Linked DNA regions of Homo sapiens: region 2 is linked to region 1. A link is a loop called in an ENCODE intact Hi-C map of the cell type or tissue named here. Cell type or tissue: left ventricle myocardium inferior. All regions are shown on one strand. Links, peaks and the distances in the headings refer to the core of each region. The heading gives the core; the rest is flanking DNA. Region 1 overlaps LOC101927157 (a long non-coding RNA gene). Region 2 overlaps CORIN (corin, serine peptidase).

The links. Peaks named below come from ENCODE experiments on the same cell type or tissue, not always from the same donor. Only the 100,000 strongest peaks of a DNase experiment are listed, where the experiment ranks them.
Region 2: it touches region 1 in a loop (4-fold over the local background); 72 of 110 quality-filtered maps call a loop at or near these places.

The regions. Positions count from the first base shown.
Region 1 is chr4:47,932,210-47,935,133 of GRCh38, reverse strand. The region is part of intron 1 of LOC101927157 (a long non-coding RNA gene); the gene reads right to left. Among named protein-coding and RNA genes, the nearest start is that of NFXL1, 19 kb to the right of the region's middle. In left ventricle myocardium inferior, for the core only: CTCF peaks have their summits at 919 and 1,122 (motif pointing right); no DNase peak of the experiment used is centred there; H3K27me3 peaks cover 654 bases.
Region 2 is chr4:47,684,819-47,687,742 of GRCh38, reverse strand. The region is part of intron 6 of CORIN (corin, serine peptidase); the gene reads left to right. Among named protein-coding and RNA genes, the nearest start is that of MIR8053, 34 kb to the right of the region's middle. In left ventricle myocardium inferior, for the core only: a CTCF peak has its summit at 1,274 (motif pointing left); a DNase peak (open chromatin) is centred at 1,252; H3K27ac peaks cover 364 bases.

The DNA.
Region 1 (2,924 bases), core at 113-2,612:
TGTCTTTGAAGTCCTGTGTTTCCATTCATCTTGGCTGTTCCTTCAATATCTTCACTACAGAAATGTCTAGTCCTGGAGTGGGTGCGTTGTATATAATACCATAACGTATTTCTCTCTGACACAAGTTCTCCTTTTCCTTTCTTTTTCTTCTTGTTCTTGTTATTACTTCTTCATCTGCGTTTTGTTCTTTTTCTCTGTGCCATTTCTTGCCTGTTATAAAAACCTCTAAGACAGTGTAAAGAGGCTTACTGGCTACCCATACCAGGTAGATATGGTAAGATAGGGAGAATGAGGGTTACATACCTGGCTTAGAGCTGGCTCCCAAGAAGAAGCACCCCTAATTACAGCATCCAGGACTAGGGTGAATACTTTGACTCTCATCTGGGCTAGAGATATAGCCAAGGATTCTGATTTGGTGACCCCTGGCCCAAGCTCTATAGTCTTGCTGATGCTTACATTGGACAGGTGGCTGATTCTTGGCTCAAAGTCTTGGGGTAAGGCGAATTTAGCCAACTATTCTTTTTTTCGTGACTCCTCCATGTAGAGAGGAATCTGATGTGCTGAAATTGCACTGTGGGCTTTAGTTTACAGGCACCTGGGGTGCAATGCAGAGGTTCATAATTGGATTCCAGCTTCATCAGGGAGTTTTTTTAAAGACAGGAAACATATGGCTTTAGGGAAATTCATGATAAGAGTGTTGACTTGGGTACATGTGGATGCTAAAGCAGGAACTCATCTTTTAGCAACCCAGACACCAGCCATATTCCAAGTTGATTCTAGACGCCAATTGGTCATCCAGAACTAGCATCTTAACATATGAGGACTAGAACAGGTTTGGCATAAGGACAGGAGTGAGGGTGGGGAGGTGGGTAGGATGAAATCTGAAGATCCTTAATACCTGTGTCTGAGAGGAGCTGGGACTCAGAGATGGTAGATCAGTGAGGGAATAGAAATTCAATCTCTAGTCTTGCCAATAAGTCTGGTGCGTGTTTACCCTGTTCTTCTGCCAACTCTATTATAATATAGAGTTCTCATAGGAAGAGACTGCTTTAACATTTTGCATACATTAAAAAAAAAACCCGTTTCCAACTTAAAATATGGTGTGATTAAGCTTCCTACCATTAGGTGGCAATGTAGGTCTACAATTATAACCTTGAAAGCCCGAAGCTGTTTAGAGATTACAAGCGGTGTAATCAGTGCTCTTTGGCAATAAAGAGTAATATTTCTCTGACACAAATATTTCCAGAAGATTTTAGTATACAAACTATATACTAGTTTGAACTGAAAACATAATCAAATAAAATTTAAAATTTAAATTTAATTGATAAAGTAATAAGACACATTGAAGCATTTGAATATTTCTTAATTTCAGGAAGTTCACCAAGGGAATAATAATAATTACATTACAAAAAGCTTACTGATGTTTAAGACATGTACTAGAGATAAACAAAAGGGGACAAAATGGAGCAAACGGTGTTTATATTAAAATTAAGTTTACATTTTTATTTTTAAAAAGTCCATTGCTTTAAAAAGTCTTAAAACTACTGATTTAACAGTATTGGAAATAAACCTACTTAGGACACTGTAAATTTAGGTAATGTTCTTCCTCGTGTTAACTGAAACTGTGTTATTGGATGCCCAGGTTTATAGACTGTTCAGAATACAAAATATGAATCAACAGGTGTGTAGACTCAAAAGAAATAGTTTGATATCCCCTAAACTAGTTTATCTCTAGGTGAAGAAGAAAGAAAGTGGGGAATTCAAGGAAAGGGAAAGGAGAATGTAGAAAGGCCTCAGAGATCATCTAGTCCATCCCTACTCATTTTACAAATACAAAAATCATGGCCAGGCAATAGTAAGGTTGTTGAGAATGTAGAGTATTAGAAACTGAGTGAGAGTGGGAATCTTTTTTTTTTAAACTGAGTCTCACTGAGGGAGGCAGGAGGCAGCCACATGCCTAGGCAGATAGGGGCAGGTCCCTGGTGAAACACCACCTCCAAGCTGAAGACAGTTTAAAGCCTGAAAGCCAAGCTACAAGTTAAATTCTCAGACCAGATTGAGAACTTGTCTTTCCGTTTGGCATGCTTTCCTCTGATTGATCCCCACCCTTCACCTACTTTACATATACCTACCCTTTTCTGTTGGTTTTCTACACTGTTGTGCCCACCTTTGAGTGATGTCTTCACTTTAATCTTTTTTGCATACTCACAAACCAATCAGCATGCACTTCCTATTCTGAGCCCATAAAAGGCCCCAAGCTCAGCCATACTGGGGGACTTTTTCCCACCTTTGGGTAGGGGAACCACCCCCACTACCCCACGTCCCCGCTTTGCTGAGAGCTTTCCTTTCGCTTAATAAATTCTACTCCACTCACTCTCCAGTGTCCATGTGCCTAATTCTTCCTGGTCATGAGACAAGAACTTGGACCAACTTGGACCTACTTGGACCTACTTGGACCTACACACACGTGCCACCACACCTGGCTAATTTTTGTATTTTTAGTGGAGATGGAGTTTCACCACGTTGGCCAGGCTGGTCTCAATCGCCTGACCTCGTGGTCCGCCCACCTCATCCTCCCAATGTGCTGGGATTACAGGGGTGAGCCACTGCACCCAGATTTTTTTTTTTTTTTTAGTTAGGGTTTACTCCCCTCTCCCAGGCTGTAGTGTAGCGGCTACAATCTTGGCTCATTGCAACCTCTGCCTCCTGGGTTAAAACGATCCTCCTGCCTCAGCCTCCTGAGTAGCTGGGCCTACAGACAGGCATGTGCCACCAGGCCTAGCTACATTTTTTTTTTTTTGAGAGGGAGTCATGCTCTGTCACCCAGGCTGGAGTGCAGTGGCATGATCTCAGCTCACTGCAACCTCTGCCTCCCAGGTTCAAGCAATTCTCCTGCCTCAGCCTCCCAAGTAGCTGGGATTACA
Region 2 (2,924 bases), core at 266-2,765, 250 kb after region 1:
TCCTTTCCATATTTAATCTTCTGTGGGTGGAAACTGAGCATCCGTACTTGCATCTTGAGTTGAGGCAACACATTCATGTTTATAGTCATAGAGACTGTACAGTTGAAAGAAGCCTTTGAGAAAAAGCCTTTCTGTGTGTTAGTTTTCTGCTCTAATTTAACAATAATTTTGAGAGACAAGAATTAATAGTGTGCGTATGAGATGCCAAACTGAAATCAATATTAACATGCAAGAATTTCAGAAGAAACATTTTGTATCAAGCTCTCCTTAAGAAAAAAAAAGGTGTGTCTAGAAAAACATCTACCTTAGGCCATGCAAAATTATGCTTGTTATTGAGCAAGAAAATCACAGCAAGCAGCTTTTTCAAATTTTGATTTGCTGGCCCCAAATTGCACTGACAACATCTCTTTCCAGGTCAAATAAACATTTATTTCAGTAAAAGGAGACACTGTGATCTTTGCCATTTGCTACTGTATTTGCATTTGCCATTTGTATTTCTGGCTTTGCAGTGCCTCTGGTTAAGGTTTTGCGTGTTTACTAATCACACAGACCTTAGGGAAGTAACAGATTGTTTTCCAAATGCAGCTCATTTTGTATCTCACTTCTAAAAATGGCTTCTAACCAAGCAAGTTATAATAGTAGAAAGTTGAATCCACACCTGGGAGAACAATGAGGATTTTTAAAAAATGCCTGAATCCTCTCCATTTATAAAGTAATTTAATAAATGAGGACATCAATTTTTAAAATATCTCCAATGCAGTGTTTTAGTATGAATTACCAGGGGTCCTAGAATGGGCCTCATAGAAGACAAATAAACTTTTGGAAATTTTTGGTGTGTTCTTAGGTTAATCAGATTCTGAAAGGGGTATTTGATTCCCTAGTAGTCCTACTGTCAAAAAAAGTGAGTGTAGTGCTTACAAAGAAATTAACTCCTAGGGTTTAAATTGTGCTGAAACACTGTCCCCCATCCTCTGGGCGAATGCATGCGTATACTTTGCACTGATCGTCAAGTTGAGAAGCCTTATTTCCCGGGCTATTGCTGATTCTAGCATGTTGACTCAAAACTTCCCACAAGAGTAATTTAGATTAAGACAAAAAAACATCAAAAAGATCTTTTAGAATTTCACAAGGTAGTGTATATATCTTGATGCACGAATTCCCCAGATCTACCCTGTGGGCAGAAGAACCAGTGTCATAACCTTTCCACTCAGCTGTCACATGTGTTGTAGCCTCATTCAGCAGTGGGGGTGCAGGGTGGGGAAATAGCGCCCTCTGCTGAGTGGGATAAAATACCGTTGTCAAGGTGATCGCTAGGACTTCTTAGTTCTTATATTTTCCCTTATGGTGGCTGTCCTTATTTGAAAATTATTCAGGCTGGGGGAAGTGAAAAATAAAAAGTACTTACAAAGTTCTGTATGCTTATAAGTATGGACTTACGTGTATATATGCGTGTGTGTGTCTGTGCACATACACACCTTCCTAATGAAGACACTGAACAGGTGATTTCTAAGGCCCATTCCATTCCTAAAATGATGTGATTCTAAAAACTTTAAGTTGTTTTTTTTTTAGAAGAGTGCTTTTTTGAAACAGTAATTTATGATTCATGTATATGTAAGTGTCATATTTTGGCAAGCCTAATGTTTTAACTGATCAATGCCAAAGGCTTTGGATAACGAATCGTCATCTAGTATGGGATGTTTACAGTAAAGTGGTGGCTGCTACTTGTATGAGATACAGGCTTCTGCTTGAGGAGAAACAATCAGCTGGAATTCAGGAGATTGAACCACTGACTGCTTGATTTCTGGCCTTCATCAGCCAAGTAGACTGATCTTCAAACGTGCCCTATTTTTTTGCCTCTTTCCTTTGTTCTTGCTATTTCATCTGCTTGAAATATGCTAAACTTTTCATTACATCCACCCTATTGAAATTCCGCCTATTTTCTGTATTCCTTCTCCAGCCTTAAGCAAACTGTTTTGCACTTAATTTACTTTAAATAAGGGAAATAAAAATATACTTAAGAAATCTAGTTTCTGTAAAATGCAGATTTCTTTACATATATTGATTTTAAACATTTTTACAGCTTTATTGAGGTATAATTTACATCCTATAAATTTCATCTATTGATTTTTAGTAAACTTATAGAGTTATGCGACTAACCGCACAATACAGTTCTAGAATGTTTGCATCTCCCCCAAAATTTATCTCCCACACATTTGTAGTCAGTCACCAATTCTAATCCCTCAGCTACTGTAACTACTTCTCAGATTTCTGTTTCTATAAATTTGTTTTTTCTGGGAATTCCATAAACGAGTCATATAATATGTAATTTTTGTATCTGATTTCTTTCACACAGCGTAACTTTTTGGGGTTCATCCATACTGTCACATATATTGGTAGTTTCATCCTTTTAATCACCGAGTAGTATTTCACTGCATGAGTATTACGTTTTGTTTGTCCATTCCAGTTAGTGAGTAGTTGGATTTTTTTCCAGTGTTTGGCTTATGAATAATGCTGCTGTGAACATCTATATATAAATCTTCATGTGGATATATGTTTAATTTATCTTGGGTAGATTCCTAAGAGTGGAATTCACAAATTAATTGTATGGTAAGGTTGCAGTTACCTTCATAAGAAACTGCCAGTTTTCCAAGGTGGCATTATTATTTTAGTCTCACCAGAGATCCATGAGATTCATTTTCTCAAAATCCTTGCCAATACTTGCTATTATCCATCTTTTCCATTGTAGCCATTTTAAGGGATGTGTAGTTATATCTTCTTGTGGTTTTAATTTGCCTTAGCTTATTTTTTTTTCTTTTGTTTTGTCCTGCCCTCTCACCTCCCGCTGCCTTTGCTTAATGACTAATAACGTTGAGCACCTTTTCATGTGTTTTTATGTCTTTCATGAAGACTTTCTATTCAAGTCT